Linked DNA regions of Mus musculus: regions 1, 2, 4, 5, 6 and 7 are each linked to region 3. The links are chromatin loops, found by intact Hi-C in ENCODE. Cell type or tissue: heart. All regions are shown on one strand. Each heading gives the region's core, and the rest is flanking DNA. Links, peaks and the distances in the headings are about the cores only.

The links. A loop is a pair of places that touch in the nucleus more often than their neighbours do. Peaks named below come from ENCODE experiments on the same cell type or tissue, not always from the same donor. Only the 100,000 strongest peaks of a DNase experiment are listed, where the experiment ranks them.
Region 1: a loop joins it to region 3, with 2.9 times the contacts of the local background. A loop is called at or near these places in 21 of 42 quality-filtered maps.
Region 2: a loop joins it to region 3, with 6 times the contacts of the local background. A loop is called at or near these places in 6 of 42 quality-filtered maps.
Region 4: a loop joins it to region 3, with 6 times the contacts of the local background. A loop is called at or near these places in 13 of 42 quality-filtered maps.
Region 5: it touches region 3 in a loop (3-fold over the local background); 2 of 42 quality-filtered maps call a loop at or near these places.
Region 6: a loop joins it to region 3, with 7 times the contacts of the local background. A loop is called at or near these places in 5 of 42 quality-filtered maps.
Region 7: it touches region 3 in a loop (1.9-fold over the local background); 4 of 42 quality-filtered maps call a loop at or near these places.

Annotation. Positions count from the first base shown.
Region 1 is chr15:36,486,587-36,490,962 of GRCm38, forward strand. All of the region lies in intron 2 of Ankrd46 (ankyrin repeat domain 46), which reads right to left. Among named protein-coding and RNA genes, the nearest start is that of Ankrd46, 8.0 kb to the right of the region's middle. In heart, for the core only: CTCF peaks have their summits at 2,285 (motif pointing left) and 3,507 (motif pointing left); DNase peaks (open chromatin) are centred at 2,325 and 3,375; H3K27ac peaks cover 610 bases.
Region 2 is chr15:36,172,125-36,176,500 of GRCm38, forward strand. It overlaps Polr2k (polymerase (RNA) II (DNA directed) polypeptide K), which reads left to right and starts at 1,886. Exons shown (of 4, transcript NM_023127.3): 1 at 1,886-1,957; 2 at 2,863-2,932; 3 at 3,260-3,352. The coding sequence starts at 2,872. It also overlaps a transcript of Spag1 not described here. In heart, for the core only: no CTCF peak of the experiment used is centred there; a DNase peak (open chromatin) is centred at 1,877; H3K4me3 peaks cover 1,531 bases; H3K27ac peaks cover 1,047 bases; H3K27me3 peaks cover 205 bases.
Region 3 is chr15:36,280,925-36,285,300 of GRCm38, forward strand. Rnf19a (ring finger protein 19A) reads right to left here and starts at 2,223. Exons shown (of 10, transcript NM_013923.2): 1 at 1,988-2,223. In heart, for the core only: a CTCF peak has its summit at 1,647; DNase peaks (open chromatin) are centred at 1,757 and 2,317; H3K4me3 peaks cover 2,748 bases; H3K27ac peaks cover 2,239 bases.
Region 4 is chr15:36,372,784-36,377,159 of GRCm38, forward strand. It overlaps Gm34150 (a long non-coding RNA gene), which reads left to right and starts at 1,569. Exons shown (of 4, transcript XR_383935.4): 1 at 1,569-1,885; 2 at 2,418-2,682; 3 at 3,268-3,443; 4 at 3,888-4,347. In heart, for the core only: no CTCF peak of the experiment used is centred there; DNase peaks (open chromatin) are centred at 898 and 2,148; H3K4me3 peaks cover 1,822 bases; H3K27ac peaks cover 2,088 bases.
Region 5 is chr15:36,791,469-36,795,844 of GRCm38, forward strand. It overlaps Ywhaz (tyrosine 3-monooxygenase/tryptophan 5-monooxygenase activation protein, zeta polypeptide), which reads right to left and starts at 3,070. Exons shown (of 7, transcript NM_011740.3): 1 at 2,677-3,070; 2 at 2,011-2,207. In heart, for the core only: no CTCF peak of the experiment used is centred there; DNase peaks (open chromatin) are centred at 333, 1,173 and 2,203; H3K4me3 peaks cover 3,514 bases; H3K27ac peaks cover 3,636 bases.
Region 6 is chr15:36,607,065-36,611,440 of GRCm38, forward strand. It overlaps Pabpc1 (poly(A) binding protein, cytoplasmic 1), which reads right to left and starts at 1,909. Exons shown (of 15, transcript NM_008774.3): 1 at 1,250-1,909. The coding sequence starts at 1,442. In heart, for the core only: a CTCF peak has its summit at 2,515; DNase peaks (open chromatin) are centred at 997, 1,497, 2,057, 2,517 and 1 weaker place; H3K4me3 peaks cover 3,133 bases; H3K27ac peaks cover 2,952 bases.
Region 7 is chr15:36,349,534-36,353,909 of GRCm38, forward strand. Gm33936 (a long non-coding RNA gene) reads right to left here. Exons shown (of 8, transcript XR_383927.2): 4 at 4,087-4,175; 5 at 44-184. Among named protein-coding and RNA genes, the nearest start is that of Gm33936, 17 kb to the right of the region's middle. In heart, for the core only: no CTCF peak of the experiment used is centred there; a DNase peak (open chromatin) is centred at 2,328.

The DNA.
Region 1 (4,376 bases), core at 119-4,118, 210 kb after region 3:
AATCTACCCTGCAGAACACTCTATCTGAGGTGCAGGACTTAAGACTTCGTTTTAAAAGTTAAAGGAACCAACACACTGATTTTTAAATGTCATTAAATCAACAGACTTCTACAGAATTAACCTCTTCTGCTGTCTTATGGTCACCTCAGTACTCGGTTTTTCGAAACTCCCAGTGTCTAAGAACTGAGATGAGGAAGACAGACACAGGCCAAGGCAGCAGCTGTGCCCAGGGTACAATTCACAGCACCAAAGCCCCCACTCCACCTGGGTTCTGTGATCTGAATTCCCTGGAGGCTAGGCACATAGTAGGCAGCTCTAGTACCAAGTCCCATTAGTGTTCCAGAGAGCTCGCACTGAAAAGCTAGCCCTGTGCTGCCTTAGCCACGGTGTGCTGCCTTAGCCACAGCCCACCCTGCTTCACCAGCTCTCTCCTGCCCTTCACTTCAGCTGAGAAGAAAGTCAAGTCTCTCAAAAGGAACTCTGAAGAGAGACAGCAACGCAGAGACCGGGTGTTTACAGAGAAGGCTCTTTAAAAACAATTCATTTATTTTTCTATCATGTGTATGTCTGTGCACACCATGTGTGCATGCCACTGTACATGTGAGAGGGCCAGAGAACAGCTTGTGGAAATTGGTTCTCTCCTTCTACCATGTGGGTCCCAGGCATCAAACTCAGGCCATCCAACTGGGCTGCAAGCAGCTTTATCTTCTGCGCCATCTTGCCAGCCCCTGTGGAGAAGGCTCTAATTCACAGGCTCAGCTTGCACAGTTTCTCAGGTGAAATCTGCCTGGAACACTAATGGAACTGGGTACTAGGCCAACTGACTGTATCTAAGCCCCTTCCCGAGGGTCCGGGAGTGCAGAGCCCAGAGGCACCGAGCCTGGCAGGTTCTCAGCCTCTCTATTCGGCTCTGCAGCCCAGGCTGCCTGGCTCCAGAGCACTGTGTCTACCTCCTCTTGGCTCTGAGGCAGGCATCAGCCCGTACACACTGAGGACCTGTTCCTTCTGTCCCTCCAGTGCTGGGCCCAATGGAGCAGGCATATACTTGGGGTTTTTACTGAATGTTATGTAACCCTAACAACTTCAAGCTAAGTTTCACTCTCCATGAATTTCTGGAAGAGTCCCTTTAGACTTCAGGCCAAGGAGATGGGTGGTCTTCCTGGTCTTTCAGACAGAGACCTGGCAGAAATGTGCAGGGTTATACAGAAAAGACTAGAGACAAGCAATCAAGGAATGTCACCTATAACAAGGTGCAGTGTGATAAAGAGCGCACTGTTCCGTGACACACACGGCCAGGGGGCCTGTGCACATTCCCCAGAACACCTGAGGTGAAGCAGCCACTGGCCAGGCCACCCAAGTGACGGCCAGGCACTCAACTCGGGAGTGAGAAGGAGAGTACAGGGGCGTGACTGTGACATGGAGCTGTGACTACTGACAAAGTGCAGGCAGGAAAGAGTCCTCCATGTGTCATCTTCAGGGAGAAGCCGGGCTCTGGAAGTCACCCTCAGCCTCTGGATTCTCAATGCATATTGGCCACAGAGTAAGTGGAAGCTAACCTCTAACTTTAGCTGATTGATTTTTGCAGGGTCATGAAATTGGAGCCCAGGGCTTTGCAAAAGCAAGGTCAACCACTGAGCTACCCTAGCTCCACAAATAACTCTTAGAAAGAAAATGCTGTTCATAAGTGGGGGAAAGGTTCGCAAAGACCCGGAGCATATAGCTCTGCCAGACAAACGGTCTGGCTCTTGTCTCTGCAGCAGCCCCTGCACTTGCCAGGCCTTGTTCTTAAATCGCTTGTCACCCACCCTCAGACTTCCCTTGGGCCCATTTGGTGCAGCAGTGTACCCGGCTCAATTCCTATGAAGAACTGTTGAAGCAGGGTGCTGGGCAGCAGCCTGGGTCACAGAAGCGCAGCATCAATCACTAAACATTCACTGTGCCTGAAATCCGTCATTTGAGCTGGTTGTACTTAAAGTCCAAATCCAAGAGAAGCAGGAGGGAGAGATCTGAAGTCTGACCCATGCGAGGAGCAACTCTTAGGACTGTAGAGCCAGTTTTCTTGTTGCTGGGAGCTGACAAAGTTTGGCCACCCAATCCAGATGTGTGTGGTGCTGCGCTGCCTGGGAGTGAAACCAGTTTGGATCCTTCTCAGCTGTGTGACTTAGTCCTCAGGCTGCAGTTATTACAGTCCCAGGCACTACAGTACCCTGCTGTGCGGGAAGCAAACTTGAAAGGCATGTCCATCCCTGGGTAACAGAGTAGCTTCTAGCAATGGGGTGACATCTAGTGGGGAGAAAAACCTTCCAAGAACTGGCAGAGTAAAAACACAACATCTGGAGTAGCCTACAATGGGGGCAGCCAAGCCCCAGAAAGCACACTGGCTGTCACGGAGGCCCTGGTTTGTAAGGGCAGTGTGCATGAGGCCTGCCCACAGACAGGCACACAGGCAGACTTGTGGGCACTGCCATAGAAGTATGCGGTCAGGTGTGAGGGGTGGTGCAGTCTCAGAACTCTTGCCCTGCGTGCAGCACTGATGCCATCACTCACCCTACCCTAGCTGTCCTTCAGGCCTCAGCTGTGACCGAAACCTAAACAACAAGCAAGGAGGTTTGGGTAGAAGCTTGAGAGCTGCCGACTTGATGGTAAGTTCTATGGAACATGATTTTCCATTTACATCCCAAATTCTAGATTCACAGTCTTGGATCAAAGTACACAAGTTCTAGGATCAAATTCTTCATGGCCGGAAACTAATGGGAAGTGACGTGCTTTCGTCTGGGCTGTGCTGGAAGCCTTACATTTCTTTCCCTATCCAGAATCAAGAATCAAGTTCATACAGTATGGATTTGATTTTCATTTTGAAAGTCACTGGGAAAGCATGAATAAGTGCGACAATCCTGGTTCAAATGCACTGGTGACATCACACCTATGGAGGAGCAATTAGAAGCAGGTATTAAAGCTAAGATGCCGGAGCAAAATGTATACAAAACTGGCATGTTGGGGAAGGGGGCCATGAGATCTCAGTGCACAAGGCAGGGAGGGCTGTGGGGAGGACTTTGGGGAGGGCCGAGGGGAGGGCTGCGGGGAGGACTGTGAGATCTCAGTGCATACGCTGCCTAACATCACAGAAAGCAGCAGAGGGAAGTAGTGTGTGGGAGAGGGAGCCCAACCTGGAGTCTCCGTGCTCTTGGTTGTTCTTATCCCTGTAAAGGAGTCCAGTGGCTTCCAGTTAGAAAGCAACCACCCATGCCCGTGCGCACTCCTAGATCTCCCAGGGAGCGGCGACTGCTCATAACCCAAGTGGACACACACCACAGACCTCAGGCCAGGGGATAGACACACGTGTTCACATTCCAAATGGACTCCCTCATCCCAAGAACAATCCAGCTCTGCAGGGTCACTGCTCCACAGGAAGCAGCCGGCACAGCGTTCTGAAAGCAATCCTGTCGTCACTGAATACAAGTAAGGTTTTGTGGAACAACAATAACAAAGTCTTTGACAATGTCCTCTAGTGGACAGGACGTGACTGAATTCCTGGCCTTGCTGTGCCTAAGCATTTCTCACTGTCTGAGATAACAAGAAACTAAAATCACTAAGACAGGGGCGTCTGCTGTATTCTGGCAATATTTAGATTATTTATTGCTTTATTGACTAGAGTTTAGTCACAACTCAACTTTTTTAGAAAAGATAATAGATTTAAATCAATCTAAATAAATCTCCATAAAAGTAATCATTGCTAGTTTAGATAGGTTAATACTTTTGTTTTCTAGATTCTTTGCTATGTAAGTCTGCAGTGTCTGAAACTCTCACTACATGGGGTCCTTTTCAGTTTATGATCTATACTGAACTGCCTGGACATTAAAGGCCTGGGAGGTGGAGCCTTCTATGTTCTGCCCCTCGCTGATAGACAACGGCTGATTTAACAGCATTTCTCATATCCAACAGTGACACCTTGTGAGGCATCAGCGTGGTTTAGTTTTAGAGACAGCCTTGCCTTGTACGTGAAAATAGAATTATGCAGTGGCTGGCAGGTGCTGCATCCTTCAGGCAAAGCCTCTATCTGAACAACACGGGGAGCGACTTCTTCCTTCACACAGCCGCGAAGACGGTCTAGTAGACATCTCTGGGCTGTCTGACTGCCATGAGGCTACACACATCATAGTATTACACCAAGTGACCTTTATAGACCCTTAAAACCCAGCCACTCTTACAAAGTTGGTATGCTACCCCGGAGGCCTCGGTTGGACCTAACACATAACTGCAAGCGGCCAGCTTTCCTTCCCAACAGCTGTTAAAACAGCATTGTTGCTAAATGACCCTGAATTGGGAGAAGGCCCTGGCACACAGCTGTTGGATGTCTAAAGCTGAAACCTCTCTGA
Region 2 (4,376 bases), core at 181-4,180, 110 kb before region 3:
TAGCAAACACAGAAGTGGATGCTCACAGTCAGCTAATGGATGGATCACAGGGCTCCCAATGGAGGAGCTAGAGAAAGTACCCAAGGAGCTAAAGGGATCTTCAACCCTATAGGTGGAACAACATTATGAACTAACCAGTACCCCTGAGCTCTTGACTCTAGCTGCATATGTATCAAAAGATGGCCTAGTCGGCCATCACTGGAAAGAGAGGCCCATTGGACACGCAGACTTTGTGTGCCCCGGTACAGGGGAACGCCAGGGCCAAAGGGGGGGAGTGGGTGGGTAGGGGAGTGGGGGTGGGTGGGTAAGGGGGTCTTTTGGTATAGCATTGGAAATGTAAATGAGCTAAATACCTAATAAAAAATGGAAAAAAAAAAAAAAGAAAAAACAAAAAACAAAAAGCAAGAGCTTGAGAGGCAGCTCAGCATTTAAGAGCACTTGCTGTTCTTGCAGAGGACAGGTTCAGTTTTCAACATCTAGGTATGACAGCTTATAACAGTCTGTAGTTCCAGTTTGGGAGGGGGGGTCCAACTATCTCTTCTGATCTCAACTGGCATCCACACATAACTCAAATCACAGTAAATCTTCAAATCTGCTTGCAGTATGAAGTCCTCTTACAATACCCATGGGCTTAACCTAGTGTCATTGTACAGATGTTTAGTGTGCACACTTGTTTTCCTCTTCCTGCTTGTTGAGGAGAAGGGGTACTTTGAAACATGGCTGCTGGTCAAAATATGCTGTTAGTCTGGATGTAGAGGAAGAAGCTGGAAAGTACTGTTTTTCTGATTTCCTTCTGAAAGAAATTATCACTGTGAGCTCATGCATGCTAAACAAGCATTTTATTACTGCTTAAGTAATAAATTACTGCTTATTAAGCCAGCAATTCTAAAAAAACAAATTTAATTGTCATCTAGGAAGACTGGAATTTCTCAAGATGGTCTGTGAATATCAAAGGTTTGAACTAGAAATGAAAGACAAAGCTCAAAGTTCTTCTTGATGGATGGAGAATGGAGAGTAGTTTACTAAGTTACCAGAGTGCCCACTGGGAGAGAAGCCATCTCTTTAATAGTTAACAACTGTTTTTACTTGAATCCCTTCAGGTTATCCATCCTATTATTAAAATAAACGACTGGTGTGAAATAATTGAATGTAAACGTCCTGAACCCAACAGATGTGTTTTACTGAGTTCCAATTTTGATGTGTGAGAACACACACCTGTACTCTACTGAACTGGTCAAACACAGGAAGGAGAGTACTAAGAGAAAAGCTAAAGCCACCAACTAGTCGAAGTAATTGATGGAGCTGCCGTAAGAAAGCCTTGGCTTCAAAAAGGGAGGGAGATGGCAGGCGTTGTGATTTGCGCGATTAATCTCAGCATTGAGGCGGCGAAGACAGAGGATTGTACGGGTTTAAGAGCAGTCTCAGCCTGGGCTTCCCCTTTCCCTCTCTTTCCACTCCCCAACATAAAAAAGAGAGGTGACAGGAAACTAGGAGAGAACTGGAAATTGAAAACAAACAAACAAGCAAACAAAAAACCCACACGGGCATTGAACAATTTGAAAACCGCCATGTGCGAAGTGTCAAATCGTGAAGTATTGGTAGGGTAGCCTGCTGGTGTTCGCCTAAGCATCGGGTCGGTTAAGACTCCAGCATTGCCTGTCTTGGGTTCCTCCTGTATCTGCCATTACACAAGCACAAACCTTCGAATGCCGAGCTGTGGAGATGTTTTGCTACCCCAGAGAGAAGGGCAAATAAAAACAAAACAAAACCCCACAGGAAGCAGGTAGGAGAAAAACGCTGTAACCTGCCTCAGAAACAGAAGCGCCAGTCCCCCCGCACTGCGAGGGAGAGGGGGCGGGGCTTCGTTTCGTCATAAATCGGCGCCGGAAGTTGGCGAGGCAGCGCCGGAAAAAGCTTTTGCGTGCTCAGAGAAGGGACGCTTCTTCCAGCTGTGGAGGTAGGGAGTCTCCGGCTGATGATTTTGGAAGTAAATTTGTGGCAAAACCAGGAGAGACACTTGGCTTTAAAATCTTTGTGGGCAGCCGGGAGAGGTAGCACACTCCTGCCATTTGAGCGCTTGGAAGCAGAGGTAGGAGAATTCCGCCTTCAACCAGCGCCTTGACTTTGAGCCTGGCTTAGGTTACAAAGTGAAGACTCTCAAAGTCTTTTCAAAGAACCAAGCGCGTAAATAAAGATCCCCGGTGGAGTTAGTCTCGAGACAAGCTTTGATGGAGCTATTGCTCCTAGGTCAGATCTGAATTCCTTTGAGGAGTGAGATTGGGCAAACAAACCTCTCCTTAGCCTATTAGTGTATTACTCTTGTGTAAAGAGTAATACACTCTAGGATCGTGAAGACTGTAATAAACATTCCCCCTGGTGTTTATTATTATTGAAATTGTGGGTTTTGTTTTGTTTTGTTTTGTTTTGTTTTGTTTTGTTTCGAGACAGGGTTTCTTTGTGTAGCCCTGGCTGTCCTGGAACTCGATTTGTAGACCAGGCTGGCCTGGAACTCAGAAATCCGTCTGCCTCTGCCTCCCAAGTGCTGGGATTAAAGGCGTGTGCCACCACCGCCCGGCGAAAATGTGTTTTATTCTTAAGACCCAGCCCACACCACAGTTTGGGGGAACTATAGGTATAGATAAAGAATTGCGACTTTTCCTTTTTTTTTTTTTTTTTTTTTTTTTGTTTCCCCATCTGTAATACTGGGTATTTATCCTTGGGCCTCTGCATGCTAGGCAAACATTCTATTGCGTTTTTCTCTAAGGCCGGAAAATAAGAACCTTGTATTGCGTCTGAGAAAAAAAAAAAAGAGGCATGTTTTGTGCGAAGACCCTGATACTCAGTCTTTGTCTCTGATTTCAGGCACTAACAATGGACGCTCAGAAAGATGTTCAACCACCAAAGCAGCAGCCAATGATATATATTTGTGGAGGTAAAATTGACATTCATTTAAATAATGCTTTACTTAAAAAAACAACCACCACCCAAAAATCCTCTCTTACATGAGTAAAATTATAACGTGGAGCACTTTAGCGATTGTTAATGTAAAATCCCCCTCCCTTATTAAGATCTCTTCCTTTTATCTGGAAAAGGTGTACTGCCTACAGCCCTTCTTTCTCCTTGGTCTGTTTTGGCAATAATCGGGCACTTGGATGCTTTGGTGCCTTTTGGTTTGCTCCAGTTGAAATCTGTAGTTATCATTTGCTTCCCCCATAGTGTTTCTCTTTCAAGCATTGAATAAATGTGCTTTCTTTCCCAGAGTGTCACACCGAAAATGAGATAAAGTCCAGGGATCCCATCAGATGCAGAGAATGTGGATACAGAATAATGTACAAGAAAAGGACTAAAAGATGTATCCTTTCAAGCACATGTTCTAAATGTGCAGAGGAAGTGACTAATACTTGGACTGATAAAGACTAAGACCCGATAAAAGTAGTAATAACTTTTGGATTATCTATTTTTTAAGTAGAGTGCATGTGGACTTATTAAGAATGAGAGCTGAGAGAGTGGAGACTCCACAGGAGGTACACCCAGATTAATTATTTTAATAGGATTTATTTTTCCCAAAACTTGGGCGGCGGGGCCCGGTGAATTCAAGGCCAGCTTGGTCTATGTTTAGTATTCCAGACCAGCTAGAGCTACTTAGTGAGACCCAGTCTCAAAGAACCAAATGGGGGCTAGAGAAACGGATCAGCAGATAACAGCATTGCCTGGTTTATCCAAGGGCCCATTTCTAGAACCATGATTGCTCACAGTCACAGGTGGTTGGATAGACAGACCCCTGACCCTAGGGACCCAAATGGTACAATATATGCATGCAGGCAAAAGCACTCATGCATAAAATAAACCTAAGTAAAGAAATTTAAACCCTAATAAGTACATTTTCAATTTATTCATTTATTTAGGGTATCACTGACCATCCTAAAACTCTGGCCTCAAACTCAGAGATCTGCCTACCTCTTCCTACCCCCAACCTCCAAATACCAGGATTAAAGGCATGTACTGCCAATGTGTTTCTTCCCTTTTTTTTTTTTTTTTTTTTTTTTTTTTGTAAACATGATTAGCATTTTCATGTACCATTCATTATGGGCTCTCAGTAAGTCTTTTTTACTTCTCAGGAAATCTTTGTTTTTACTAGTAGTCATTGTTTGTTGTTGGTTATGAACAATCTAAAGTATAGAAGAAGTTAATAACTTAATGAAAAATAGTGAGGCCTACAAACTGTTTCATGTTAACCAACACAAACTCTTAAAAGTCAGCCTGCTCTACAAAGTGAGTTCCAGGACAGCCAGGGCTATACAGAGAAACCCTGTCTTGAAAAACCAAAAGGAAAAAAAAAGTCATCAATTGCTTCAGTGAGTTTTTTAAAAATATTT
Region 3 (4,376 bases), core at 129-4,128:
GGAGTACAGGTCTTTAATCCTATCAGGGGCAAGAACTCAGTGAGTTTAAGGCCAGCTTTGTATATATAGCAAGTTCTAAGCCAACTACCAGGTTATGTAGTGAAACCCTTTCTCAAAAAGGGGGGGGGGGGGAATTACTCCTGAGTACATTATACTCACAACTGCAAAAACATTGCTTGGACGCTGTGTTCATGGCAAGTCAAGTCCATTTACTTTCTACTTGGTGCTGAAGTATCTTCAAAAACACTTAAGTAGAAGATAATATGGCACTGTCATTTTGCCAGATTAAAAAAGGCACCAAAAATCCAACACATTGCCACAAATATTCAAAATGAAATTCTAACATTTGCTAGGCAACAGTACAATGAACAATTCTTTATATTAATTCTAATGTTCAACCAAGGCATCTCCAAGATGAGGTATTTCATGCAGCTATTTTAGTAATGAATAGGTTTGTTTCAACTTCTAAAATAATTCTGCAATTAAAAAAATTAACCTTACTGGGGTTCTAGAATGAGAATCGATGATATAATAAAAAAATACACTCAGGCTAGCTGCCATATGCATTCTTCTTCAGAAAGACACCTTGCAATGACATTAAAATCTTTCCATGGTCACATGAAATTTAAGCTTACACTGTATAATATATATATATATATATATATATATATATATATATATATATATCTTGCTTTTGTTTTGCATAATTTGGTTTAGTAAGTCCCAAGACTTAATACCAATTCTTTGTCCATGAAATTGTATGTACCAAGTAAAGAACATTTGAAAGTAAGGACATAGCCATTTTCTAAATATTTACATTTTAATTCAATACAGACAGCTCTGTGTTAAAGAAGCTTAAGCAAGCAAATATGGAAATGACTTGAATTACAAACAGAAGCACTAGGATGTGCAAAGAGACCGGTTTATAGCAAAACCGGAAAGGGAAAAAAAGACAAGTATCTCGTCACACTACATACAATGAAAAGGGTCAAGAAATTCTGGTTAAAATATTAAATAATCAAAGACTGCCAGGTACGCGTGCGTATACACAAACATACACAAAGTAGAATGAGGAAGATCAAAATATTTTGAAGGCACCAACCACGGAAAGGCCCGCTTTCATACCTCCCGTTTGCTATCATTTTACACCAGCCTTTATAGCCAACCCTAGGTTTGAAAATTGCAGCTGCATTTAAAGGCCGTCCTATCATTACCAACATTTTGCGACATTCTCAACCCTACACAAAGTAAAGCACCAGTCGTGTATTTCTATCTCCAAGGGCGCCAACAAGCAAAAATTAAACCTTTCTTTTTCCCATATATAGCCTTCACCATTCTCTTCCCTCTTTTATTTGCTGCCCTTGTCTCAGGATTAACGAACCTAAACCACTTCTTCCCATTAGTGGAAATGGAAAAAGAGAAGAGAGCGACAGTAGAGCGGAATCCCAGACCGAAGGAAAAACTGGCAATTCAAAGTGGTGGCCTCACTCGGGGTGAGGGCAGGGAAAACCCCAGACGTGGAGTCCGGAAGACCCCCGTTCATCCCCAGGCTATACGGCTTTCCGCGCCGGTGCCTGCTTGTGTGCGCGATCTCCGCTCCCGAAGGAGGCGGTCATCTCCCCGCCGCCCTCCCGGGCCCCAGGCGGCAGGCTTCGGGGGCGAAGTCCGCGGCGCCCAGTGTGCGGCGAGGCCCGGAAAGCGTCCCGTTAGAGGCGATTTCACCCGTCAGGAATGCGCTCCGCCCCCGCCGCCTCCCCACGGCGGCCGCCCTCGGGTCTCGTCCGCTCCGCCGCCCCGGAACGCTCGGGGCAGCGCCGTGGACAGTCACAACACCGACGGGGCCACAGGCCCGGCCCCCCACGCCCCGGCCCGCACCCCGGAGACGGCCGCAACGGTCTCCCGGCCCCAGACCGAGGCCTGAGCGGCGCCTTGAATCCCCATCCGTAGGGGAGCCGCCCGGCTCCCGCGGCTCCGGCGCCTGCCGTACCTCAGCTCCTCAGGGCGGCGGCGGCGCGGGGCGGCTGGCGAGCAGGCCCATCCCGCGGAGGCAGAAAGCGGAGGCAGAACGGAGGACGACTTTTCAGCACCGCCGCGGAACCTTCTCAGCTAGGGCGAGAGCTGCCGGTGGAACGGTTGCGGGCGGCCGCTTTCCCGAACTCCCCTCTGTGACTCCAGTCGGACCGTCGCAGCCGGGAACCAACACAGCAACTGCCATTCTCCCCCGCCCTCGCCCCCAGGCCCCGCCCCCTCCACTCCCTCCTGCCCCACCCGGCATAGCCCCGCCCAGCGCGCCTTGCGTCTTGGCGTCAAGCCCCGCCCCGCCCCACGTCGACCAGCCGCGGTTATCTCTGGGACGCGGTGGTTCCTTGGCTCCAGCACGTTCGCCTCGCACTGCGCGCTCTCGCCGCCGGCCCTCCCGCGGGCGGCGACTTACTCGGAACGCGCCGGGCAGTGGGGCGGGAGACGCCCTTCTTGTAACCCCGACCCCGTCTCCGTGAGGTGATAGGAAGGGACGGCGGGAGCCGCGTTCCAAGTGGAGCGCTTCCTGAGCGACAGGACCCTGACTTAGCTTTTCAATCCTTTGTTCACCTGCTTGATTGGCAACCCTCGGGAGAGCAGAGCCGAGTCGTCCCCAAAGAAATATCTCAGGTCTTATCAATGTCTGATACAGTAGGAGTTACTTTGGCCCAGCCTGTGTCTTCCATTCCCCTCCAGCTTTTGATCCAGTCGGACACCCTTTGAATTTTTCACCTACATAAGACTTGGTATAGAGTTAGTTAAATAAACAGATCCCTTTCCTGTCCTGATCCCATCCTCTCCGTTTATTTCTCTTGGGGACTTAGATCATTTCCTTAGAATCCTGAGAAATGGATGTGATGGATGCCAAAATGTCCATCCACCATCTGTTACTTAATCTAAATATATCACTCGATCCTTATTTCAGTGTGTCTAAACTAGAAACTCACCAAGGAGCCATATTTTTTCAAACCCCACTTGGCCTCTTTGGTAACACAGTAAATTTTTCCCAGTTAGAAACAGGCTAGGCGATCTAGGGCTAAATGTCTTTGACCATACATCTTAAAGGGAGTAAGTATGGATATGATTTCCATTTATTGGAAGTTGAGAGCCATTATGTGTATACCTTAAAATGCTATCAAAAGGCTGCATTCGATGCCCAATAATCTACAGGACACTTTAAGCCTACGGATAGTGCAAGAGTAGCTTTGCAGTACAAATGGAGTAATGACTGGTAAGGGTTTTGAGTAAAGAATTGTGCAGAATAACAGTGGTCCTGTACTCTCTATAGTCATCATAGTTCTGAGAAATTAAATTTCTGTCTTCCTAGAAATTGGAAGGGTCTGCTGTTACTTACTAGTCCAATATGCATATCCTGAGAGAGATATACCTGAAGGACATCTCCACTTGAATCTATGGAGGCATCTTGTATTAGATAGTTTTATCTTAACATGAGACAAGCTAAAGTCGTTTGAGAGAAGGGATCGTCAATGAAGAAAACACCTCCATGAGACTGGGCTGTAGGAAGCCGTAGGACATTTTAATTAGTGATTGATGGAGAGACAGCCCACTGTGAATAGTTTCATCCCTGGGCTGTTGGTCCTGGGGTCTATAAGAAAGCAGGATGAGCAAGCTATGAGGAGTAAACCAGTAAACAGCACCCCTCCACAGCCTCTGCAACAGCTCCTGCCACCAGGTTCCTGCCATATTTGAGTTCCTGTCCTAACTTCTTTCGGTGATGAACAGTGATATGAAAGTGTAAGCCAAATAAACCTTCCCCAAGTTGCTTCTTGGTCATGGTGTTTTGTGGCAGCATCAGAACCTTAAGACAAACCTATAGCTCAAGTCTGTCTGAGATAGACAGGGGCTTATCTAAAACAACCCTTACTTCTCTCATCCAAGCAGAGCCAAGCCAGAAGTCCAGGGTTCTCACAGACACCCTGTCTTTGGTCCCTTTCACTGAGTCCCATTTATTATGCCCTCTAAATATCACTCTGTTCTCTGTGCTGTATACCCTTTGCCTTTAGGACAACAACTTCAAGTTTGGCTGCCTCCCCCAAGAGAACGTGGGAAAATTGAGATGCCTAGGCTGCATCCAAGTGAAGGGGGCTCTGGAGAGCCGTATATTTTTAAATTCCAGGTGATAAATGTACTTTCGAGACTGGAAACCATGCTACAAAGTCACCGTTTCTCCTTGGATTCATGCAAAGAAGCTGCTTGGCCTCCGGTGGGCTTTTTGCTGCATTCTTCCTAATTTACCCATTGTAATTTATTCAACATTGGCTCAAGAAATATTGCTGTCTACTAAATTAAAAGGTGATCCAAGCTTTCTACCATCTCCAATGCTCTCTCTCCCTCTC
Region 4 (4,376 bases), core at 102-4,101, 92 kb after region 3:
AAGAGCTCGTGTCTCTAGCTGCATATGTAGCAGAGGATGGCCTAGTCGGCCATCAATGGGAGGAGAGGCCCTTGATATTGCTAAGATCACATGCCCCAGTACAGGGGAATGCCAGGGCCAGGAAGCAGAAGTGGGTGGGTTGGGGAGCAGGGCTGGGGGAGGGTATAGGGGGCTTTGGGGATAGCATTTGAAATGTAAATGAAGAAAATATCTAATTAAAAAAAAGAAAAAAAAGAAAATGTTCATTGTCCAGGCATGGTGGTGCACACCTTTAATACCAGCTCTCTGGAGGTAGAGGTGGGTGGATCTCTATGAGTTAATGCTTGAGTTGAAGATCAGTCTATTCTACTATATAGCACAGTGGTTCTCAGCTTGTGGGGTGTAATCTCCTCCAGGCGGGGTCAAATGACCCTTTTATAAAGGTTGCCTATGACTGTTGGAAAACACAGATGTTTGCATTACAATTCACAATAGTAGTAAAATTATAGTTATGAAGTAGCAATGAAATAATTTTGTGGCTGTGGGTCACAACAACATGAAGAACTGTATTTAAAGGGTTACATCATTAGGAAGGTTGAGAACACTGCTATAGTGAGTTCCAGGACAGCCAGCACTACATAGTGGGACCCTGTCAGAAAAGAAGAGAAGGAGGGGGGAAAGGAAGTGGGGGGGAGGAAGGGAGGGATGGAGGGAGGGAGGGAAAATATGCTACTTTACTAACAGCAGGTTTTGTTGGATTATGAAGTGTCAGTGAGTAGGGAAATCAAATTCAGGATCTTATGAAAGCCCTGAGTCATTTTCTCCCAGATGCGAATTTGCTACATCTTGGCTCACATAAATGAAGGCTCCCTTCCTCAAGGTCTCCAGGAAACAGAGGGCAGACAGGAGGAGCAGGGACTGGTGCCAGACAAAGTGCGCTCTGGCGCAATTGGAGAGCATAGATAGGCTAGGGGCTACTGCAGAAGGCTCTCTCCTTCCCCTTCACTCCAGGAAACCCTCTGCTGGTCAGGGGCTGCTCTCTTTTCAGTGATGGAGCCAGCAGTCTTCACAGTCCTGTCAGCACAGACATTCTGGGGATATTTGCAGGATCAAAAACAAAAACAAAATTAAAAGAAAAAAAAAAAAACCTTGAGAGGTTTTGTCTTCAACTACACTTTGTCACAGTCTTGCTTTGTTCCTCCCATCTGGCCTTGGGGGAAGTAGGTTAGCCCATCTAGGCAAGTTTAACAGCAGGTTCTGGGGATAAAGCCCCACAGTCACTATGGGCTAGTCCCAGGATGCTAAGGAGAGGCCTGGTCCCTGCCCCAGCATGCCTCAATCCCCAGAGCTTCTTCAGAGAGGGACCATGCACCGCTCTCTTTAATGTAGGCAGAGGCAGTGTGAAAGCACAGGCACAGGAGCCCGAGGCCTTGGCACCCCGGTGTTCTACCTGGCTGGAGGAAGGAAGGAGAAGCCCACCAAACTTAAAAGGGCTCTGGGGATTAAGGAAGACTCACTGCTAAACCTCCCTGGAGGCAGGAAGGGCTGCTTCTGGGTTACTCCCTGACCAAGGTCCTAGGAGAAAGTGCCTGTGAGGCTGGCTGTGTTCTGCCCCGCCTCCCAGTCTTCTCTCCCACACCCTCTCTTTCTCTCTTCCCACCACCTACAAGGGCAGCTTGGAGCCGCCCAGCCACACAGCGCACGCAACAGAATCTCCAGAAGTTGACATGGTTGGAATGCGTCTGGGGTCTCAGTAGCACTGTAGCTGAACCACACACGCTGTATTCTAAATTGAAGTAATTCGAACGCTCATGGAGACCCTGAAGAGCACAGGGGGTGACAGTGACCTGATAGTTCAGAACCTCCTGGAGGACAGGAAGAGAAGTTGGCTCCTGTGGCTATTTGGGTTGGTAAAGTTGACCTCGGCGGGCGGCGTATCTTGCTCTAGGAAAGGATTCTGGATTCTCCGGATGGAGTACTATCAAATTGCTACCAAATTGCTCTTACTGGCTTTCTGTATCCACCGCCTAGGCAGGCAGTAACTGTGTTCCTGTGAGTGTTCCTTCTCCCCTCCAGGGGCTGAGCCCAGGGTTGGGGCTCCTGGAAAAGAGCATTCATGAGACACAAAAGCATAGAATGTAATCTCGAATTCACGGGGTGGCTTTCCCTTCCCTCTCGCCATGCCCAGCTGCTTTTCTGAGTCCTGGCAGCCTTTTCTCTGCAGCAGCCTCCCTGGAGCCACTCCCCTTCCCCGGTGAGGCTGCTTTGCATTCCACAGGCACTCTAGACCGAAGGGCTGTTTGTCTAAATGGCGTAAGTTGCTATTTCTTTACTGCACTTCTGATAAGAAACTGCCTTGAACGTGGAGGACTTCCGGTCTTCAGTCTTGCTCATTTCCCAGATATTGCTCTTTTCTTTCTTTCCTTTTTTAAAAACAGCTCTAGAACTCTCGATCGCAGCCATGCCTGAGTGGGCGCGCAGCAGAGTTTAGGCGGTTTGGGGTGCTAATTAATTCAGGTGCAGAAGAGCAGCCCAGTCAGGCGAAGCTGGCACCTGGCCCATGTGTGAGTGGTGACTCACCTGCTGGAAGACAATCTGGGGACCGTATAGCTTGAATAGCAACAAATACTTGGCTTGATTCATGCGTGGATGTTTACGGATTATCTAGAAGGAAAGCTGGAGCCGGGATGATTCCTAAATAGGGTAAGACAGGTTGACAAAGTCATAAAAGCTACCCAGTAGGAATAAAGTCCGCCCACTCATCAGCTCTGTTGCTAAGATTCTGTGTTGATTCCTGACTCAGAGGATGGAGCAGCGTGCAGCCAATTGTTCTGGAAGAACTCTGACTTTGTGGGACTCAGAGTGCCTTCCTAGGTGGTCTCTGGAGGGGTCAAATAACTTCAAGCAGGGTGCTGCTGGTTCCCATTTGGGGACTACCTCTGAAGCCAAGGCTGAACTCCCCCTCTCCTGACTCCTCCTCCTCTTCTCTCCCTCCCATTCCCCCTCCTCCCCCATACTGTCTTGCCCCTCCCCTCTTCCTTCTCCTGCCTCCCTCTCTTCTCTCCTTTCCTCCCAACTCTCTTTTCCTGTCTTCCCCTCCTCTCACCACCTTTTCTTCCTCATTGATCCCTCTCCTCTCTCTCCCTCCTTCCTCTCCTTTCTCCCTCCCCTCTCCTCTTTTCCCTCTGCATCTTCAGACCTTCAAAGATGCTAATCTTCAGATTAAGAGGATACCAAAGATGTTTTGGTATCAGATAATCTGATTTTTTTTTCAAATATTCATTATAGATGTCCTACCAAATTGGCTTCCAGGCTGTTACAATGGCTCAATGCAAAGATTTGGCACTAAGCCTAACTAACAACCCGAGTCTCATCCTTGGAACTGTTTAAAAAAGATTTTGTTTTGGAGTGGAGTGGTTGCTCATGCCACACCTTTGATCCCAGCACCCAGAAGGCAGAGGCAGGTGAGTTTGAGGCCAGGTTGGTCTACATAGTGAGTTCCAAGACAGCAAGGGCTCTGTTGAGAGACCATGTCTCAATGAACAAACAAGAAAATATGAAAAAAAATCTATTTGCTCAAATGTGTTCTAAATGTAACTCAGTTAACAGTGGTAGAAGGCCATGTTAAAAATAGGCAGAATCTGTCATCCCTTTTACCGTGAACCAGGTTTCAGCATAACTGAAAGCCAGGTGGATTGAGGCATGTTCTTCTATAGATCAACATTCAGAGTCGGGTGAATTTTAGTGGAAACTTCAGAATCAGAAAATAATCGTGTTGCAGGAAATAATCGTGTTACAGTTTTTATTGGGAGGGGACTAGTGGTTATCAACAGGTAATAGTTTGCAGTGGTGAGATCAGCCAGTCAGCTTCAGACATTTTAACAGTGTTAACAATGCACCCCCCACAGAGATGGTTAAAACCCACACAAGGAAACAGACCCATGAGTGGAGTATGCCAAGAAACAGTTGAGCCGGAACCACAGCCAAGCCAAATAATCTCTGATCTCGAAAGAAGATGAGGATACGGGAGGCACAGTTAAAGGCCTTGCAGGAAAGGCAGGTGAAAGCTGGGTTTGGGCAACCAAGAGAAACTGTGCTGCTTCCCCAGGTCACTGCTGAGGAGACGCAGAGAGGTCAGCTCCAGGGTAGAACAGACTCAGAGACCTCGGAGGATACCTAAGAGCCAAACACAGTGAATGAACTGGGCAGATCCTAATTTGAACAGATAGCAGAAAAGTTAATTTTGATAACTGAGAAAATTTATCAAATGTCAATGATTTTTTTTTGTAATTTCAATGAATGAGATAATGGAATTATTGTTACATAAAAGTATTTGCTTTGGAGATTTAGCTGAAATTCATGATGATACAATTCTGGAATATCTTTAATATGCATTC
Region 5 (4,376 bases), core at 186-4,185, 510 kb after region 3:
ACAATGCCTATAAGCATACTTCCAGAATCGTGAGTCATGTCAGTGTAATTATATTCTAGCTTTTTAATGTATATACTCTTATCAAAGAGCCACTAAGTTTTATTTTATTTAGCACCCTCCCACCCTGATCTACTACACTTGTAACATTTGCCAGCTGATCATGGTATAAAATTATCTGAAGAAAACTGCCTAATTGCTGCTTAAACTATCTTAAACACAATACCACCAGGAATCACTAAGCCCAAGACCAATCTGTGTCTAAACAGCGTCCTATGAACTCTCGCCTAGCACACAGGCACACTCACTTCCTACTCTGAGTGAGCACTAGGGCGTCCACAGCACATGGAGGGAGCCAAGCGCTTCCGATGTCTGCTGCCTGCTGCAGTCTGGAGTCACGGCAGGATTTCTAGCAGTCACAACTCCTCAAGCTGGTCTTCCTCATATTTCCCCAGTTTTCTTTCGCTCAATTTTAAAGTTCCCTAGATTCCAATTTACTTCTCATTTCTTCAACAATTCCAAGAGCAAAATTCTAAATCATATAGTGATCCCACAAAATACACTTTAATGAAAAGTCACAACCTGAATGCACTAAGTGTAGGAATAAAGAGTCACTGCCGCCCACCATGGAAATTCTTTCCTTTACCTTTCCAGAAAGGACCTCTTTTTGGTAGCCAAATGAGCAGTGTCCAGAACAGAAACACGGATAGGGCTAGCTTAAATTCGAGACACAGTACCTTCCGTGCATTAACTATTTAAAATTTGTGAACCCATACTTCCCCCGGGGTCTCGAAATCTAACATTAGAAACGGTCACTGGTAAATGTTGCTTCCAAAAATGATGTAAGCCTAAGTCAGTACAAACGTTCCCCCGCCAACCTCCCGGATAAGGGGAAGTGGATTAGGTTTCTCACAGGAAAACGAGCGCTCCTGGGCCTCGCCTTCAGACTGCGGGAATACTCGCCGCACCCACTTAACCCTTGGCTGCCTGAGGCCGGAGGGTGGGGCGAACCGAAACCGCGCAGCGGTGACTTTAAAGCGCTAGTCCTTGCGTCCGCGCCATCCGCAGCCACCTCCCCTCCTTGGCTCCGCCCAGGCTGGTGCCTCCGCGCTAGTCCCCGACTCTCTTTGTCATGGCGGAACTGTGTCAAGGAGCCCAACCTACTCCGACTGTGAATCGCCCCCCCACCCGGGCAGAGGGAGGAGCAGTCCGTGCACCCGCCCCAGTCGGAGGGTGGTGGTGGAGGGGGAGCAGATCACCCTCCCCGGGGGCCCGATGCCATCCGCGCCCGCAGAAGCGGAACCGCGGCCGGCCCGCGCCGGACACACCCCGCTCCCGCCCAGGGTCCCCTCCGCCGGTGTCCGACCCAAGCCCCGATGTCCCGACAGCTGCGGTAGGGGGAGGGGCAGGGCCCCACCCAGACAGGCGCAGCCCCCATCCTGGGGCCGCAGCTCCTGGAAAGATGCGAACCTCCCACCAGCCCAGGACGCTGGGGACCCCGTGCCCCGGTACCCCCACGCCTAGCTCTGGCCGCGCCCCTCCCCCACCGCGCGTCCCGAGAGTCCTTTCTGGCATTGCGGGCCCCAGCGAGCCCAGCCCAGGGTCCCTGGCGGGCCCCACCCCAGAGCCCCGCGTGCTACCTGGCTGCCCCCCGCCGTGGGGGAGGGGGTGGCGGGGGCGCCCCGGGTGGGGGCGGCCTCACCTGCGCCACGGCCGAGTCACAGTCGCGGGCGGAAGCAGGGTGCCGGCGGGGGCGGATCGCGGTCGCCCTCGGGAGCGGGAGCCCCTGGGTCTCGCGCGTGGGCGCCTCATCCGCCACCCCCACCCCGGGGACCAGAACGGGGCGATGAGCAGCCCGGCAGGCCAGAAGCAAGCGGCCGGGGGCGGCGGTGGGCGCCTGCCCGGGCCCGGCAGAGCCGAGCCGCCGCCCGGGTCCTCCTGAGAAGACCCCTCTCGGGCCGCAGCGCGGCGGCGGGCTGAAGGGACCGGAGGCCGACTCGGGCGGCTCCTCACCTGTGTCCGGAGTGGGTGGCGGCACACGGACGCGGCTCGGCGGTCTCTGGGCGGCGGCGGCAGCAGCGGTGGCGGCGAGGCTGAGACTCTGTCCCTGATCTGGCTGCTCACAGGCTACAGCCGCTCCGCAGACACGGGGTTTCCTCCAATCACTAGCCCCGGCAGCAGGGGCACCACACGCACGATGACGTCAAACGCTGCTATGGCAACCGTTGATTGGTGCCCACAGTTCTCCGGCCCGGCGCAACCGCCGCTCCCCTGCGCGCGCCCGGCCGGCCCGCCCGTGCCCGAGGGCGAGCGGAGGAGAGCGCGTACTCGCGCTCCGCTCCGCTCCCGACCCTGCCTTCACCCGCGTGCTCGGTTCGCTCCCCGCCGCCCCCGCGAGCTGCCCTCCCTCCCCGCCCCTGCGGCCCGCGGAAGGAAGCCTCTCCCCGCCCCCACCTCACTGGCGGGCACATCCGGGACCTTCGCGTTCCCCCCCACCCCCTTCCCGCTCGGCCGCCCTCTCTCTGCGCCGGTAATGGCGGTGGGCGGGTTGCGGGGCAGGGTGAAGGCAGCTCTACTGCCAGGGCATTGTGATCAGAAGCCGAGAGTAGGGCAGCGGCTCCGCCAACGCCGGGGCAGGGAGGCCCGGGCGCGGCTGCTCCCTCGGGCGGCCCGCTTTACCTTCTGGCTGCAGGAAGCGGCCTTAGACCTTTTAAGGCTGGGAAAAGCGCGAGGCTGAATGACGCCCTGCCTTTCCAGTCGCGAGCTCGGCGTCCACACCGTGACAGCCGCGGGGACAATGGGTGGTCGCTGGGAGGAGCGGGGAAAGGGTTGGGCTAGCGGGTTGGACGTGATCGTAGAAGCCTGACGTGGGGCGAGGCGGGGAAACAGGCTAGAACACACCGAACTGTTGTCGTGGGCTGCACTTTACCCTCTGTAGAGCTTTCATTGGGAGACACATTGTTCCTAATTAGCGCATTGTAAGAGAGTGACCGACCCTTTTAGGTCCTGGAAGCAAGGTTAGGGAGCGTGGCCGTTCCTAGGGCTCTAGCTGGAGGAGGAGCGAGGCTCCTCCGCCCGGAAAGGGGGGGGGGGGAGGAAAAGGGCGGAAATTGCAGGTGCCTGAACCCGCAAGGTCTCCACCCAGGAGACGGAAGTTGAAAGGAGATGCAGTCTCTATGAAGAATCTGTCCTTGCTCTCTTTAAATGTGCGCCTCTGAGCTAAAATATTTTCACTGAGCCCCTTCTGGGGCCTACACTAAGCACAACTGGAAAAAGAACCTCAGGAATTCAGCCCCAGAGCCCCCTGGAAGACTTCATGACAAGCATTCTTTCCCTACCACTGTCTTTCATCAGAATGTTGGTTACATTGTTTGAATCACAAGTTTGTTGTACAAATTATAATTTGCCTGAAATGACAGCTAGGTAGAGATTTGCCTGTGACCAGTTCAGTGTCGCTCCCCTCGCCAACCGCCCTCCCCCCTCCCAACACACACACCGGTTTCCACAGCAACAGATAACATGCTAAGCAGATGAGCAAATTAATTCAGGTTTTATCTCCAAGATACTGAAGTCAACTTACTTTGGCTGTAATGTAAATTCTTTCAGGGAGTGACTCACTTAAAATGACTATTTCAAAAGCTTTTATGTTTGCAGTTTTGTAGTAGGTGCTAGAAATTTGACAGAAGATACTAGGTTAAATCTTTTGTAAAATGGAAATGTCTGTTAATGTCTGTAATACACGTCTATATGGAATATACACCTCAGGGAAAGTTAAGAGATTTCTCTGCATAAATTGCAGACTTGTTTTGGAAAATAGTTTGGGCTTTTGCCTTGTGCATTAACTAGCAAGGTTTCTTTGTGTTTTAATAAACCAAAAGGTGCTTTTAGTTTTTACAAACTCCAATCAACATGTTTGCCTAATAAAGGCATAATAAGGCTGCAAGGGGGCCAGAATTAGATTTGCCATGGAAGGTCAACTGAGAAGAATTCTAAAGAATAATATGTAGCAAAGCCAAAACCCAGAGCCTATAGGCCTGAAGTATGGGGAAGTTACTGGTGAGTTTGATTAGCTGCCCAATTGTCTTCCTGTCTTCTTTACTTGGGTCTTACTTCATGCAGTTGATGTCTCCGCTATACTTTGATAGGCACAGTAGTAAAATATCAGCAATAAAAGTACTACCATCTGTGGCTGAGGAATGCATGTGTGTTTTCTCCATGTAGTTTACTGTAATTACATTTTGGGAACAATAAGGGTGGTAGCTGTCCCTGGTGTTCAAAACCCAGTGAAAACGAAGTGAAACAGTTAAAAGTGGTAGGTCTAAAGTTCAGAGATGAACGTGTTAGCCCAACACTAGACATTTCATTCAATTTCTGTCCCA
Region 6 (4,376 bases), core at 85-4,084, 330 kb after region 3:
AAGTTCTGGTTACTCTATCCCAAGCTACCTTCCTGTACCTTACATTCTGTCACCTGCCAGAGTTGAAAGCTGTAATGAAGTGACACTAAAAGTGCCCCTTAGAGAGCAAGGGGCAGGCCACCTGCTGTGCCCTTCTACAACTTCTGGCTTACCAGAGCATCACTTAAGATGCTGCTTACCCCAAATCTCACCTTTAATCTAGTGACCACTCTTTAATTCCAGTCTTCCTTACTAAAATAAAACCCAGAGCTGACTTCTAAATCAGAGTCATCTAGATTTAAAAACCCAACGATATCAGGCCATAGATCTTATCTGATTCTTAGATTTCTGTTTCAGTGAATTGTCAAACTTAAAACAAACTCAATGTGTTACTTCTTAATTATTGCCCAAGATTCATGGATATTCCAAACCACTTTACGAAAGAAAAATCAAAGAAGCTTTCATTAGTTGGATGCTATTAACTCAGCATAATTTGATCCAGGTTACCCTAATATTTAGGACCAAAACTGGTCAACATGTTTAAAATTCATAACCACAGGTGCTATTTTAGAAAAAATATACATATGTATACATTAAATAACGACTTCTATTAAACTTAAGATCTAATTTGTTTGAAAATGAGCCAAGGAGTCTGGTGCCCTAGAGTCTTCCACATCCCCTCCTCCACGGCATGGTTAAAGAATACTTCATCTAGGGAAAACCCCAAGCAATTATATATGGTATAAGGTGCCTTTCCTGGTCCACAGGTCAGAGATGTGCTATTAGGAACGAGCTTACGACCCTAAGGACCACCACCACCAGGCATCACCCTATTTAACTTTCTTCTAAAGCCTAGGGCTCCTCCCAGCGATTGAGCCACCGGCAGGAACAGGCCTCGGGCCTGTGAGGTTACAGGGTTCAACACGTGGTATTTCCCAACACTGAATCGTACTTCCTCCCCGGCCTGACTGCCGGGCCAGGGCAGGGGATGGAGGGGTACCTCCACCCGCCGCTCCAGGAGGGTACTCGAAACCCCCGAATCCCACAGCTTGTGGCGGGAGCGCGGTGAAGGCTATCTCAACCACCCTCCGGGCGCGTCATCGCCCTAAAGTTTGAGAGCGACCGATGGCGAGAAAATGGTCGCAGAGGAGGAAGTGCCGGCCCGCGAGGGGCTGCGGCGCCGTGCCCTCCCGCCCCCTCGCCCGCCCCGCTAGGCCCGCCGCCCCGGCCGCATGGCCGCCCGCCCGCCACCCTCCGGCCTGCCGCTCACCGTCCGCCGGCTGCTGGAAGTTCACGTACGCGTAGCCCAAGGAGCGGCGGGTGATCATGTCCCTGCAGACCCGGATGGAGAGGATGGGCCCGGCCGGGCTGAACTTCTCGTAGAGCATCGCCTCGGTCACGTCGGGGTGCAGGTCCCCCACGTACAGAGAGGCCATGGGGTAGCTGGGGGCGCTGGGGTTCATCTCGGCACGGCTGCCCGCGGGGCCGCAGGCCGCGACCTTTCCCGTGAGAGGAGGAGAGCGAGTGCGGGGCCGGGGGACGGAGCCGGGGGGAGGGGAGCGGGGGCGAGCGCAGAGGGACAAAATTCAACCGGAATCGACGCGTACTCAACGGCCGTGGAACCGGGGGAGCGAGGCTGGCGGTGCTGGGTCCGGGCGGCAGGAAGGCCTCGGTCTCTGGGTTCCTGCTTGGAGCTGCGGGGCCGCGGGCGGGCGGGTCGGTCTCGGCTGCTTCACCGGGTTATTTTATAAAAGAGGAAGAAAAAAAATAAAAGTCTCCGGCGGGGGAGACGCGGATTTTTTTGTAAATTTTTTTTGGGTTTTTTCAAAGGATTTTTTAGATTTTTTTTGGATTTTTTAATAATAAATGTGTGTTCCGAGCCCGGAGCACACACTCCGCACTCTCAGCACTAACCGCCGGGGAGAAGGGGAAGCACCGCCTCCTGCACCCTCTACTTATACCCCCCGCCGCACTCGCCCCGCCCACGCGCGTCTGACGCCAGGGCCCTACGCGAGCGACGGCGCCGGAGGAGGCGGAGGAAAGCGCAGAGGAAGGGAGAGGTGGCGGCGGCTGCCGCTGCTGCGGGCGTGGGGGTTGGGCCCGAGGCGGGGCGGGGCTTCTGCGCAGGCGCCACAGCCAGGGGCCGACTTCCCGCTGCGCAAAGCCAGGAAAGGGCGGGACGGCCAGTGGGCGGCCTCGGCGCGGCCGCTGGTCACGCCCCTTGCGCACACGCCCCGCCCCCGCCCGAAAGAGCGTTAACCCGTCAGCGCAGCGGGTGGGCAGCGCGCGGGGCTTCCGGGTTTCTGGGCGCCAACCGCCCCCCACGTGCGCGTCTAGTGGCGGCCTCTTCCCTCCGCCCCGGCTGAGGTTCTGCTTCGCTAGCCCCCCACCCCCGAGCGGCGCTGGAAACGGGTGGGCGGGCGTGAGCCTTGCCGGCCGGGTTTCCTAGGTGTGCGCGGAAGGAGGCAGGGTAACTGCCTCGTTCTCCTACCCGGACCGCACTACGAGTCCCAGCGGGCAGCGCCGCCACGCGCGTGGGCCGCGGAAGCGGTGCCTGCCGGGAGCTGGAGTTCTCAACGGCCGCGGGCTGGCTGACCTCAACCGGACCCCAACCGTCCCGGGCGTGACCCAGCACGGGTCCGCGGCCCCGACGAGGGGGAGGGGAGGGGATGGGATAAAGGCAGTTGGGAGTCTGGCGCTTAAGATGTTCTGTTGGAATCACTTAGCCACTTCCTACATTTTTTACAGTGGTAAAAAGGACTCGAAAAAAAAATTTTTTTTCCTTTAAAGTATGCGTTTCTCATAATTACTCGGTATCTGTCACTCTTACCCAAACAAACCTGGATAGCCTGCTTAACTAGGCGTGGTTGGCCACGCTTTTAACCCACTTCACCAGGCGTGGTGCCCACGCCTTTAACCCAGCTTTGGAAAGGCAGGAGGGGTTTGCAGATCTCTGAGGTCAGGGCCACCCTAATCTAGCTCTTGGATGCCAGGGTTTGGGGATTAATATAAATGATTGATAGGCACAAATATATCAACTCGTAGAAATGACATTACATCAACCCAAAAACTCCACTTTAGTAGGTTTTACAGTTTTTGAAGTCCTCTATAAACATCCTTTGACAATGATGTGTGGGAAGTGAAGCAAATAGTACTATTTTTACCGTTAATGGTGTCAGAAGTTAAATGACTGCTCAGCTCTTCAATGATCGTTAGCCTAGCCTATTGCCTAGTGTAAATTAGTTATAACTCTTCTCAGTTAGAATTTAAGTCCGGAGACTCTTACACAGATGCTGTCCCCTCTCCCCCATCTTCACCTCCCCACCCATATTGATGGAAGATAACAGTTTTGAAAAATATGTTGTATGCTTAACACATGAGTATCATTTAAGGCTGTTCTTTGTTTGTTTGTTTGTTTGTTTTTTTGTTTTTTCGGGACAAGATTTCTCTGGAGCTCTGGCTGTCCTGGAACTCACTCTGTAGACCAAGCTGGCCCGAACTCAGAAATCCGCCTGCCTCTGCCTCCCAATTGCTAGGATTAAAGGGGTGCACCACCACTGCCCGGCTTAAGGCTGTTCTTTAGGAAGACACATTATGCTATGTAATCTAAATCTGTTTACTCAAATAAGGCTCTAGTTAAAACAATAATTCATCAAAACACCACCGTTCAGTCTACTAGGAAAGTAGTTTAAAATCAATCCATTAGTATAGTCATTGAATGTCCATCGTGTGCTGGGTACCCTAAAGTAAAGATAACGAAGCAAAGTTCTTATCCTCAGGACGTTAATAATGGTTTTTCTGGTCACCATAAATATAAACCTGAAGGTGTAGTGAATATCGAATCCCAGCACTTTATCAGGTGGGATATTACTATTAGAATCTATTCTAAAATTTTTCTTCAAAATATGAAAGTGAAAATTCCATTGTTAGTGTTTAAAAGAAAACAACATCATTTTAGTACTTAAGCTCCTAGGCAAAGAGCAATATAAAACGAAATGAAAACGGAAGAGGCCTTTGAGAAAGCTGTCAGTATAACTCAGTGAAGGTGTTTATTGCCCTGCCTAACCTGAGTTGGATTCCCCAGGCCCAACATGATGGGAGGTAAGAACCAACTCCTGCAATATTCCTCTGAGCACACATTCCAAGGACATGAACATAAGACCGTTGTAATATGCAAAGATGGCAGCAAAAGTTAAAACCAGGTACAATCACTACCTTTACCTACTGTTTTTTACATATCCTCTTGAAAGAAAAGATTACCTTTAAAAATAAAAAGTGTGTGTTTGTGAGTGTATGCCACACATGAATGATGCTCACAGAGGTGAGACGAGGGTATCAGATCTGGAGCTGGAGATAGAGTTGGGTGTGAGCTGCCTAGTGTGGGTCCTGGAAATCAA
Region 7 (4,376 bases), core at 209-4,208, 69 kb after region 3:
GAGATAAGTTGATTCTGGGCAATAGAGGCAGAGTTTGTCTTACCAGACAGCAAAGGACCACAGGCTGATTCCACCACTCCTGGCCTTCCAGTCCACTGAAGAGGTAAGCTGTGTGTGTAACTTTCCTGGCTTCTCCAGTGTTTTTCTATGTGCACAAGGTCCCCCTCCCCACTCTGCAGGTGTCCTGAAACAAGGAAATGTGAGTTCTTAATTAGTTTTTCAAAAGTTAACAAATTCCGGTAGAGATGATATAGTGGCTCAGTTCAAATGTCGGTTAACTGCCCTCCAGAGTTTAGAATACAACTGATGTACACAGTCTATCCTGAACTGTTAGAGCAACTTAGAGACAAGATGACAGCTGGTTGTCTGGGAAATAAGACCTTAGGTGGTAGAGGTAGTGCCAGGGGAGTTTCACTTCGAGGATCTTTTTCTCCTCTCTGAGACGCCTGAACACACTGAGCACCACAGCATCCAAGGAACATCAGAAAGGGTCTCTGGTCTTAAGTCCACCCCAGTCAGGCCATACACACGCACACATGAGTGCACACAGACATGCACACACATGCTCACACTCAAAAGGCTCATTGGCAGATCTGTTGTGCTTATAACATCCACATCTTTTGGATCAAACTTGCACACACAGATCTTTACAGTCTTGGTCCTGGGTACCTTGCAGGCAAGCTGATGGAGAGCCTACATTTGAGTACTGTGTGGGCAAGGCGGGACCCTGGGTTTCCAGAAAGCAAATCTCTGGTGTTAAATGCTTCTAGGAGCCAAACCATGTCCTTTCTCTGCTCCACTCCTTCCCTAAGAACAACCAAACCTGATTCAGATATCTAATGAGTGTCTGTGTGCATAGGTGCATGTAGGTGTTTGTGTGTGTGTGTGTGCGTGCGCGCGCACCCATGTGTGTATACATGCATGAGCATGTTTGCATATCTGTATTCATGTTTGAGTATATGTATGTGTGAGTGTGAACGTGTGTGTGCACATGTGTATGCACTTATATATGCATGTGTGAGTATATGTGTGCATGTGTGTTCATGTGTAGATGTGAGTTTATGTGTGTGTGCATGAGTGTGCAGGTACACATGTGCATGTGTGCAAGTGTCCATGTGTGAGTGCTTGTATGAGTGGGTGTGCATGTGAGTGGCTGTGCATGTGTGTTTATATGTGTGTGTGAGTTTATGTGTGTGAGTATGTGCACATGTGCATGTGCCAGTGTGTGTGTGTGTGTGTGTGTTCATAGTCATCCATGGATGGCTTCTTCAGGTACAGTCCACCTTGTTTTGGTTTTGTTAATTTTCTCAGACAAGATCTCTCACTGGGTTCTGTAGTTCACGGATTGGGTCACGCTGACATGGAAGATCTAGGGCTCTTCCTGTTTCTGCCTCCCCATCACTGGGCTCGAAAGTGCTCTCCACCACATCTTGTTCTGTACACAGGTGCTGGAGATTGAACGTGGTCCTCATACTTACATGACAAATGCTTTTCTAACTCTGCTACCTCTCTAGTTCCACAAATATGATTTCTCTACAGAGCTCCGTAACAATCCTGAGGCCATGGCCAGTCACAAGATTCACACACAGTTTTAAACATTTATTTAAATGATACGAAAAGCTTGAAAAGTGTCCTCTGTCTCTCTTTTGCTTTCTGGTCTCCATAGGTGAACGGACCCCTCCACACCATCTTAGTCATTATGCACAGCCTCAGCAGATGTCCAAGGGCAGCAGAACAGAAGAACCAGAAAAGGGAACGTGTCTTCTCCACACAATCTGTAAATCACACGTCACCTAGGTTTGCCACAGTAGTAGTGGCAGAAGGATATCCTGTTGGTTTGTGTCCCATGTATCTGGATAGGTCAAATGGCCAAGGTCAGGATATCATATGCCTTGTACTCTCCTGGTGGGACTTGAGATTCTGTTCCTTTATCTTCTTCATTCTCTCCCATCCCTGTCTCAGACTTGCACCTGGCAAAAGGCAGACCTTAATAGCAAGAGATCTATCATCAAGGATGATAGTGAATTCAATATCACTAGAGGAATCCTTGTGGATAAAGAACAGCATAATTATACTAACAAACAGGACTCCTTTCCCTGGGTTTACAGAGGATTCAGAAAGGGCCACCTCCTTGTCTTCTGATTTCCTACTGTGGTTTTGTCCTGTGTTTTCCATCCCCATTACTCTCCAACTCTACCCCACCCCCATGCCTACCCCCACCCCACCCCCACACGAACCCCACCCCACTTCCACCACCATCATCTGGGAGAGCTGGCATTTGTGTTTATAATTTATGAATGGCTAAGGAAAGCCCCAGCATTCATCCTGAGGTTGTTACATAATGGCTGTTAGAACTCGGAAGGGGATACAGCAGGAAGGGCTTAGGAACTGCCAAGACAATACTTTTGAGTATCTATGCCTTTCTTTCTAAAATTAGACATTAGAGAAAACTTCCTTCTTCCTAAAATGCCATAATAGCAAATTATAATAACAAGAGATCTGCTTGGGGCAGAGGCAGGGCTGACGATGGCACAGTGGAGGCTGGCAAGCTGCAGCTTGCATCACAGAACTGTAAACTTCTCAGATTTTATTGTGAAAGTAATCCCACAGTGTGAAAAGTAATAGCATGCAGTATTTGTAATGAGGTGTGTGTATGTGTGTGTGTGTGTGTGTGTGTGTGTGTGTGTGTGTGTGTGTGTGTGTAAGACGACTAAGTCCAGGGTTAAGTTAAATAAAGGTTTTTGTCAGTTGCCTGAGTTATCCAGACTTAAATTCATTCTGTGAATATTTAGCTTTGAAAAAGTATTTTTCCTCCCTGGGCTGCAGAGATAACTCAGTGGCTAAGAAGCTTTGTTAGAGCATCTGAGGAGATGGCTCGGTGGTTAAGAGGGCTTGCTGCTCTTACAGAGGACCTGGGTTCAATTCCCAGTGCCCTCGTGGAACAGCTCACAACTGCCCGCAGCAACTCCACTTCCAGAGAACCCCATGCCTTCTGGCATCTTGGGGTACCTGCATGTACACAGTGCACATAAAGTCAGACAGGTATAGACCATCTAAGCATTCAGGTAACAAACCAGGCATCTGGGGCACATCTGTTGTTTTGTTTTATAAAAAAGAAAGAACCAAGGTATGTTGGGTAGAGTGAAATATGGTGAGGTGGAAGGGCTGCCTTTGCAGGCTCATGCTGAGGCATCCCTTACCCCTGAAGTAGCAGCCATACGATGGGTCTAGTAAAGGCAGAGTTATTTCAGGCATGGGAAGGGGATTTGTGGAGGTAGTAGAGACAGAGAAAGGCAGAAAGTGGTGGGGAGAGGTAGGTCAGGAACACATGAAGAGAGAGGGGGGAGAGGAATAGGGAGAGAGGGACAGAGAGGGTAAGAGAGTAAGAGGGTAAGAAAGAGATGGAGGAGTGGGCAAACAGCCCCTTTTATAGTGATTTATACCTGCTGTTGCCAGGTAACTGTGGGGCAGAGCCTAGAAAGAATGCTAACACCTGTAACCTAGCTCTGAGGAAGGCAGAGACAGGGAGATCTCTGGGGCTTAGGAGCTTCCAGCTTATCAACAACGAACCCCATGTTGAAGGAAGGGCCTGCCTCAAAGGAGTAAGTGGAGAGTGACAGAGAAGGACATCCAGTACTCTCTTCTAGTCTCCACATGCCCACATATCTATCACACACACACACACACACACACACACACAAATAGATAAATAAACAAATATCAACATTTCCCTATGTATATTTATTGGAGGATGTCACAAAAATAATTTTTATTTGTTTTTCCCTGTTTATACTCACATGAAGATATTATAAAACCATTTTAAACTTTTTATCTTACAAAAATAAAATTTAAGTTTCCCAGATGGAAATTGCCAGTTCGTGCCCTCTGAGAAAAGCCTCGATGTTCTGGGCCGTGCCTGTGAGGCTTCTCTGCATTCCCACCAGCTCCTGCCATCCTCCCTGGCCTATTCTTCACCGTTATGATAGGTGCTGAAGTGCCCCGATGGATATTCTTGGGTATGAGTCTACTTCTTGACAACCCTTTTAAAAAAGCATTGTAGGATTCAGCATAAAGGTAAATACAGACCTTCTCCCTGAATAGCTCCCCTTGCTGTTTTCCATTGTTGGTCAGTAAGATGGGGTCAGCAGCTACTTTGAGGGAACAACACCCAGCCCCTGAAGAAGCAGAGAGAGTGAGCCTCGAGTCAAACTTAGCACGTGACATGGATCTTAAAAATAAAAAAAATGCCCACATATGTGTGGATTTTTTTTACAAGGAATTTCTTCATGTCTAGCATTGGAACCCAAGAGTAACTCCTCCCGCCCCCGCTCTTTTGTTCTTAATGCTGGAGCTAAAATTCTGTACATCAGATCCTA